2 separate regions of the Homo sapiens genome follow, and region 2 is linked to region 1. The links are chromatin contacts, found by Hi-C or POLR2A ChIA-PET in ENCODE. All regions are on one chromosome and are shown on one strand. The core of a region is the stretch at or near the end of the contact, and the rest is flanking DNA. Distances in the headings are between cores, read along the strand shown. Region 1 holds the start of ZNF280C (zinc finger protein 280C). Region 2 holds the start of SLC25A14 (solute carrier family 25 member 14).

Evidence for each region. A loop is a pair of places that touch in the nucleus more often than their neighbours do. ChIA-PET counts read pairs that join two places held with the same protein, here RNA polymerase II (POLR2A). Pooled maps may share reads with other maps.
Region 2: a loop to region 1 is called in a map of natural killer cell, with 15 times the contacts of the local background. The contact joins the promoter of SLC25A14 here to the promoter of ZNF280C in region 1. A Hi-C loop is called at or near these places in 22 of 168 maps with a recorded cell type or tissue (B cell, CD4-positive, alpha-beta T cell, CD4-positive, alpha-beta memory T cell and 16 more), 23 of 37 single-sample maps with no recorded cell type and 24 of 50 pooled maps. POLR2A ChIA-PET finds 5 or more read pairs at or near these places in 17 of 52 experiments (A549, A673, AG04450 and 14 more).

The regions. Positions count from the first base shown.
Region 1 is chrX:130,266,805-130,271,137 of GRCh38, forward strand. ZNF280C (zinc finger protein 280C) reads right to left here and starts at 2,095. Exons shown (of 19, transcript NM_017666.5): 1 at 1,958-2,095. RefSeq lists a silencer at 1,796-1,875.
Region 2 is chrX:130,337,923-130,342,422 of GRCh38, forward strand. SLC25A14 (solute carrier family 25 member 14) reads left to right here and starts at 1,997. Exons shown (of 11, transcript NM_001282195.2): 1 at 1,997-2,054; 2 at 2,185-2,431. The coding sequence starts at 2,357. RefSeq lists an enhancer at 1,629-2,202 and a silencer at 2,015-2,224.

The sequences.
Region 1 (4,333 bases), core at 845-3,344:
TCAAATTACTGAGGAAGGCTGGGCATGGAGGCTCACTCCTGTAATCCCAGCACTTTGGGAGGCCGAGGTGGGTGGATCACGAGGTCAGGCGTTCCAGACCAGCCTGGCCAACATAGTGAAACCCCATCTCTACTAAAATTACAAAAATTAGCCGGGCGTGGTGGCAAGGGCCTGTAACCCCAGCTGCTTAGGAGGCTGAGGTAGCAGAATCGGTTGAACCCGGGAGGCAGAGGTTGCAGTGAGCTGAGATCGCGCCACTGCACTCCAGCCCGGGCGACATTGCGAGACTCCGTCTCAAAAAAAAAAAAAAAAAATTACTGAGGAAATCAAATCTTTTTGAATCACTACTTAAGACAAACTCACTGAAAACCAAGTAGCTGAGATTTGGAGTTATTCAACCTAAGAACTTTTTCAATAGGATATTCTTCAACTCTTCAACATGCTTAGAAATAATATTAAAGTATGAAAAAGTCGAAAAAAAATGAAGCCTTAAAAATAAAAATATAAAGGAAAAAGGAATTGAATAATACTTCTTAAAACTTTTAAGTGAGCCTCCTTGCTTATTCTCCGTGACCACCTCACTCTCACAAAAAGTGAGACATAATATACCAAATTGAACATTGGATGAGGGTCAGAAAGCCTAGGTTTAAGAATTGGTTCCATCACTTCCTAGGCACATGACCTCGGTAAAGTTCTGTCCTTGAGGCTGTTTCCTCATCTTCAAACAGTTCTAACGACACCCTACAGCCCATCTCAAAAGGGGTGCTACCAATGAAATATACAAATGCAAGATACGATTATAATGGAATCTGTACTGCTGTAGAAACATCAAAGGTACACAGCCCTAATTTTACAAGCAAATCAGTGCCTTTGTAGGCTCAGTGAAGTTTCTGCGTAAGGAGATTAAGTTTGCACAGTAACCCCCAAACCAGGACACCTCACAAATACTAAGAGGAGACTTTTGCAGTTTAAAACTCTACTTCTAGGTTTCTATTTTATGTTTAGGGGCACTAAAAGACATTACAACTCATAGTCCAAACCTGAAAACAATAGTAAAAAAAATTTAAGGTCGCAGATTTAAAAAACTCCACAAAACTAACAAATCTTTCCAAACAAAGAGAATCCCCTGGATGAAGGTCTCCCGTGCTTGCAGAAGCTGGTTCACTTGACAATTTCCTCTCGAATTTCTCCTTAAAAAAGCATTAAAACCTGAGAGAAGTTGAAAGGAACTCCCTCCATCTCTAGAGCAGGAGTATACCTCAGCATAATTTTTTCCATCTCTTTAAGTAAAACCTGCAAACCTCCTAGTTAGAATATAGTGTATTTAACTCCACGTTTCTCCTCAGGGCTCTTATCCTCTAGACAATAACGGAATAGAGCACGATTTCTGTGACAGAGAAGGGAAGTCCCTTTGGCCAGAACAAGGTTGTGGGCATGGAATGACCGGTCCTGTGTGGGGGGAACCTGCGCAGAAAGAAGGGGTCACAGGGTCTCTGATGCCTGAAAGTTCGGAATCCCCTCAAGTCTCTTTTCGTTTGATTGAAGAGACTTGAGGGTGGGCGGGTCTCCGTCAAACATCAGTATCAACCGTACAAAAGACGAAAGGGAGTTGCCTCCAGAATGAAAAGCCCAAACCGGGTTGGAAACAGACCGACAGGACTCAGGAGGTGAGAAGGCTGCCGCAGCTGCCGCGGCCCGCGAAACCACTGCCCGCCGCGGGCCGCCAGGCTCTACCTCCAGAAAACCCTCCCCCTTCAGGGCCCGGCGCAAGATGGTGGCCCACCAGCTACCACGCCGCCAAGCCTGTCCCCTCCCCCGCACCCCCGTCGATCCGCACCGGCATAGAGACCCTCAGCCAGCCGCCCTCAGAACCGCCCTCTGGGGAAGGCTGCCTCGGCCGCGCGGGAGAGCTGCTGCCTCCTTCCGCGCGGCACAGGCGGGGGCGGGGGCCGCTTACCGAGAGCAGAGCAGATCGGTCTGACTGGGGTTCGGATAAGGAGGAGGAGAAAGAGGAGGAGGAAAGGGAGGAGCGCGAAAAACCTCAGGCGACAGCCTCAGCAACAGCGACTCCCCCGGAGACTTCCAGCGCGGAACCGGCGTCTCAGCCGGGGGCAGAAGTATATAACTGCACGCGCTGCCTCATGGGTAGACGCCGACTCCACCCCCTGAACATCCGGGGCCTTTTAACCGCCCACGGACGGACGGCTGGTACTTACATGTGCACATGTGCAGCTACTTTACTTACCGTCGAAGGCAGCGGAGGAAGTGTAATTGACTAGCGTGGATGCAGCTTTTCTAAGCAAACGCTCGATTTAACCTGGAGTTGTCATCCCAAAAAATACATTGTACCTGACTACAGAGAAACATGAATTCTGGGTCTTCCTTGTGTGTGAGGGCTAAAGACACGAGTTAAAAATATAAATATATTGTTTTCTGGAAATACTGTACTTGAAACACGTCTCAAAATACTAGTTATTTTTACCTTTTGTTTTAAACATATGGTTTTGCTTGTCTCTCTGTTACTTCTAATTGCCATATGGATGCCTATAGTAGGTACAAAAAATGCTAAGGAAAAATACATTTACTCTTACACACAAGGAAGACCCAGAATTCATGTTTCTCTGTAGTCAGGTACAATGTATTTTGTGGGATGACAACTCCAGGTTAAATCGAGCGTTTGCTTAGAAAAGCTGCATCCACGCTAGTCAATTACACTTCCTCCGCTGCCTTCGACGGTAAGTAAAGTAGCTGCACTTGTGCACATGTAAGTACCAGCCGTCCGTCCGTGGGCTGGCCGCGGTGGCTCACACTTCTAATTCCAGCACTTTGGGAGGCTGAGGTGGGTGGATCACCTGGGGTGAGGAGTTTGAGACCACTTCCCTTTCCTCCTCGCCTTTCTCCTCCTCCTTCTCTGAACCCCAGTCAGCCTGACCAACATAGTGAAACCCCATCTTTACTAAAAATACAAAATTAGCAGGGTGTGGTGGCACATGCCTGTAATCCCAGCTACTTGGGAGGCTGAGGCGGGAGAATCACTGGAACTTGTAAATACATTTACAAGAAAAACACTTGCCAAAATACTGCTTACAGAAACATTTTCTAGACATTGTGCTTTGAACTGTAAAAGTTTCTTCTCCCAAATTTCTCCACAAGGTTTATAGCAGTACTGGTTCATCTCTCTTTTTCTTTTTTGAGACGGAGTTTCGCTCTTGTTGCCCAGGCAGGAGTCCAATGGCGTGATCTTGGCTCACCGCAACCTCCGCTTCCCGGGTTCAAGTGACTCTCCTGCCTCAGCCTCCCGAGTAGCTGGGATTACAGGCATGCGCCACCACACCCGACTAATTTTGTATTTTTAGTAGAGACGGGGTTTCTCCATGTTGGTCAGGCTGGTCTCGAACTCCCCACCTCAGGTGATCTGCCTGCCTCGGCCTCCCAAAGTGCTGGGATTACAAGCGTGAGCCACCACGCCTGGCCCAATTCATCTCTTAAGAGTTGCCCAGACTGAAAATATCGTGTGGCTTACATAACACACACGTAAATCCTGTCACTGAATCCTACCATTTTTTTTATTTGAGCTAGTTTTTTCTTTCTTATTTATACAGCTATTTGCTTCTGACCCTGAAAATAAGCTTTACAGGAAAAGACAGAGAATAATCAAAATAAAACAGTGAAAAGTCCCAAAATCTTGGAGCATGCATAGTTGGTCCCTGCTTCCGGTCAGGGTGATAAGAAAGTCCGGGCACCTTTTCCTTTGATGCCAGCAGGAAATTTAAAACTAGCAAATCTACAGCCGCATGACTCTGCTTTTGGCTGTAGTGGGAAATTTAAAACTTGTGATTCTCCAGCCTGCCTCCTTCTTTGGCATTGGTGGGAAATTTAAAACTGGCAACAAAAATTGGTGCAGTTGAGAAATTTAAAACTTGCAAATCTACAGCCTGTGCGGCATTTTCACCAGCCCCACTTCCTAGATGCTATAAAGGCCCATCCAACTTCCTCTGCCTCTGAAACCAGCCCAGACCTGTTTGCAGCACCCAGCCCTCCCTCACTTACCCCCACTAGTCCCCAGGGTAATAAAATTTCTCTCAAATTCTCTTGTCATATCTAGTGTCACGAGTGTCCACATCCAACCTAAAATTACGAGGAGGAATGGTCAAACTGCCTCAGCAGGATGACCAGAAAACACTTATACACCCAAATTTCAATCTAACTTATTCTTTTTTTCGTGAAAAATACAGCCAAGAAGACCAGCGGGCTCTGGTCAGTTGACTGTTTGCAGACTCTGGTCAGCAAATTTTCTATCAAGATGAAAATTTGAGAAACTAAATAATAACAA
Region 2 (4,500 bases), core at 747-3,246, 71 kb after region 1:
CTGCCATTTTCTAAATTACTCTCCTAACCTTTTATGGCCTGTGTTCTCAACCGTCAAAGGGGAAAAATAATAGTACCTGTCTTATAGGGTAGTTAGGAACACAAAAAGCTCTTGGCATCACCCTTGGTACATGGTAGGTACTGCACAATGTCAGCTAATATTATCGTCATGTGTGCTGCCTGGAGAAATTTTTAAGTGGAAAACAAAACAAACAAACAAAAACACAGGCCAGACGAGGTGGCTCACGCCTTTAATCCCAGCACTTTGAGGGGCCAAGGCGGGTGGATCACCTGAGGCCAGGAGTTGGCGATCAGCATGGCCAACATGGCGAAACCCCGTCTCTACTAAAAATACAAAAATTAGCTGGGTGTGGTAGCAGGCACCTGTAATCCCAGCTACTCAGGAGGCTGAGGCAGGAGAATCGCTTGAACCTGGGAGGTGGAGGTTGCAGTGAGCCGAGATCGCACCACTGCACTCCAGCCTGGACCACAAAGTGAGACTCTGTCCAAAAAAAAACAAACAAAACCCAACAAAATAAAACAAGGTGAACTAAAATGAGAAATATCCTTTTGGAAGAACATAGTTCCAAATATTTATTCATTCAACAAATAACCATTTAGGGCCAACTTGCACTGACTTTTCCTTATAACACATAAGCAATAAACCCTATTATTGCGTACTCTCGCGTGATTAGGGAACGTTGTTAAGAGGCTCAAAAATCGGACGTCATAGCTCAAAAATCGGACGTCATAGCACATTGGCTAATGGAATCACCCAGGGGCTTTGCGGTTTCCCCTTCCAGCAGCCAGAGGGGCCAGAGTCGGAAGCTGGGGGTCGGACTCTTGGCATCTTCTGGTGGATTATGAGGTTTGGATTAACTGGGATTTCCCGTTGGTGTTTTTCTGCCTCATCTGTTTAGCTTTTTGTGGTCCCCTTTTTGGTATCCAACTTGCTCTTTCTTAAGTGAAGTTTCTGATTAAAGCAAGAGCTTCGAGTAAGGGGTCTGACCGTAATTTTTCACTGGTTAATGTCTGACGTCCAGTAGGTGCTGTCTGGATCATTCTCCGTCCCTCCCTCCCTTCTTTCCCTCCCCCCCTTCCTTTCTCTCCCTTTCTCTTTTCTTTCTCTCTCTCCCTCCCTCCTTCCTTTCTCTTTCTCTCTCTCTCTCTTTCTCTCCTTTCTTGGATGGAGTCTTGCTTTGTCACCCAGGCTAGAGGGCAGTGGCGTGATCTCAGCTCACTGCAACCTCCACCTCCGGGGTTCAAGTGACTCTCCTGCCTCAGCCTCCCGAGTAGCTGGGACCACAGGTGCGTGCCACCACACCCAGCTAATTTTTTTGCATTTTTACTAGAGACGGGATTTCACCATGTTGGCCAGGCTGGTCTCAAAACTCCTGGCATCAAGTGATGCGCCCGGACCCTCAAAGTGTTGAGATTACAGGCGTGAGCCACCGCGCCTGGCCTTGAACTTTATTTTCTCATTGAGCCCAGGCACCTCACTAAATTCGGCTCACCCCTATGTCTCACTTTCCTACTTTTGTTTTGAAGCCTTTGCCCCACCCCCTCCACGTTGCCGCCTTTTTCGTACTGAGCGCGCAGGGCACTACGCCCACCACTCCCCTTGACCCACTCCTCAAGCCCTGATACCGGGGCGAGGCCCCTTCCTTTTCTAGTCCTTCTACGCGCCAGGTGGGTGGGTTTCGCGGTGACGAGGCGACACCTCTTTCCCCTCTGGCGAGCACGTTAACTGGGGAAGCTACCAAATTCTCACGCCTTAGCTGCCCTGCCTCCACCTCCCGCAAGTCCGGTTGCCCCTCTAGGCTTCTGCGCCTGCAGTGGTTCCGACCCTCGCCTTTAGAACTCTGCCGCTTCCGCCTCTTATTTCGCGCCTTTGTTTTTAGTTTTGGAAGGGGCGGAGTTGAAATGGCTGCGCCGCGGTTGCCGAAGCAACGCTTTGGTTACTTCCGTTGGTTTCAATGCTTCCGGGTTGGCGCTGCAGTGGCGTTTCCGACTGTGGGAGCCTCAGCTTCCCAGTCGTCCGATGAGCCCGAGCAGGTGAGGGGGAGCTCCTGGACTTCCAGGCTGGGGAGCGGGGCTGGGCCGCGCCAGGCCGCGCGGGGCCGGGCTGGCCTGGTTCCCGGCCTGGGAGGGGCTTAACGGTCCTCTGGTCTCTCTCTCCCCTCAGCTGAGTCCCTTCCCTGTCTTTCACTCTTCTGGCATCGGTGGTTTTACTTCTTCGATTGAACCCTGCTTCCTCGACCCCCCTGGGAGGCCGCCTTCTTCAGGCGCCTCCCTTCTCTCCACGAGCTCGCTCTGACAGCTGAGGAACTGGCAAGATCCTGCTACCCAGAGGGTGAATGGGTATCTTTCCCGGAATAATCCTAATTTTTCTAAGGGTGAAGTTTGCAACGGCGGCCGTGATTGTAAGCGGAGTAAGCAAACACCTCCATTGTATTAGTGTAAGGGATACTGTTGAAAGATGCTCCCCTTCGGTTTCTACCCCCTGTCACTCCTGAGGTCAAGGCATTGAAGGCATCTATTAAAATGCAGTTCAGTTACTTGATTGGCATGACAGCTGTTATCAACATGAATTAGTTTCTCAGACAGGATAACAGCAGGGACATTTATGGTTTCCTGTCAGTGATTCCTTGTTGTTGTTGTTTTTCCCCCCAGCCTAGAGATGCCTAGCGTTATCATGAACTCTTCCCTCGTCTTCATTCCCTACATCATCGAGTTCTTTGTGTCTTCATTGGGGAAGTCTATCTCTAACCTCAGTGCCAACAAGCATCTTTGTCTGCTGTACTTTGCACCATCCTAAGCTAGTCTCCCTGCCTCTCCCGTTTGTAATGTAATCCACTGTGTTTGCTGCAGCCCTAATAGGCTAAAATGTGGTGGATTTCCTCAAGTCACTTCGTTGTTAAACACACACACACAAAACATGCAGCCCCCTCCTACACCCCCTACCCCCACCCCTTGGTTTCAAGCCTTTCAACATAACATGCTCCTTATCACACTTCTTGTCTGATACTGTTTCAGTCAACAAGGGAATTCTCTGTTCCAGTTAGGTTCCTTTCTTCTTGGCACAAACCATACTGATGCCTGCTTCTACATGCTGTGCTTGTTCCCACATTTGTGTTTCTGTTCATTCTCTCTTCCCTGCCCCTCTCCCTTACCTGCACCTAACCAGGTTGTACCTACCGTCTCTCAAGGTTCAATTTAGGTTCTCTCACCTCGGCAATTTTCAAATTAGTCAATCCCATGCTGGTTGTAGTCTTTTCTATGCTCCTCTTGCTCTTAAAGTTTGTACTACACAGTTTAGTACTTAATTTTTCTCTAACGCACTACTTTGATTTCTTCCACCAGATTATAAGCTCTTGAAAGGCAAGTACTGTATTTCGTACTTTTTTCTCTGTCCCATCTCATTGGTTATTCAGAAAAGACAGGTTGAGTGGTAAATATTGTCTTGGTGCTAGAACGAATATCTGTGTTTTTCAAATATGATTATACCCAAAGTGCATTGCAGGTTTGGGCATTTAGCATGCCTTCAATAAATATCTGCTTGGCTCTCCATTGTTACCTTCTGAATCTGAGAATCTCTAATTTCTACTCTTTCTTAAAGGAGAAAGCAGGAGAGGCACCCAGAGTTTCCTGACCAGATCTTGGGAGTAGTATAGGGCAATGTAACTTGTATTGTAGGACATTCTTACTTTCACTCATTAGTCTATCAAATTCTCCGAAGTCAGATCTTCAGAATAAATGTTGGCATTTTGAAGACAATTTTCATTGGTTTCTTTATACAGTAAAAATATTTAGGGTACTATATTTTTATTTTACCTTAGATATGACTACTTTTACGCATATTTGGGGTTAGCCCCTACAAGTTAAAATAATTTTTAGAGGGCTTGGGGTATTTTACATAAGTAATTCCTTGGAACAAAAGCAAGGGAACAGGGTTCGCAGGCAGAGAATATCTGGGGATCAAGATAGTGTCATACACAGGGTGTGTAGCATTGGCCAGGTCCAGCAAGTTACCTTCCTTGTTTCCTCTGCAATCTTTTATATACAGGCTGCATACATAGGTAAAGGATGTCACACTGCAAAACCAACTAAGTATTGAATGGATATGTATTCAATTCTATGCAAGCTATAATGGGGGTTATAAAAAGTACTGTGAGATATAGTATCTTCCCTTGGGGATCTTACTTAGTTAAGAGAGGAAATAACATTGGACATCTTGAAGTTGACCCTCATCCTAGTCATTATTTTTATGCCTGAGATTAAGATATAGAAGGGATAAAAGAAGGTTCAAAAAATATTGCACACCTGTAGAATAGGTGTGACACAACACGCATGCATGTAGACAACTTTATGTAAAAGACTTGGAGGTTTCAGCTGACAGTTTAATGATTTGATAGTGTGATGTGGCTCCCAAAAAAGTGAGTGCAATTTTAAGCTCTAGTAATTGAAGTATAATGTGTCAAATGAAGAGAAAGATCATGGA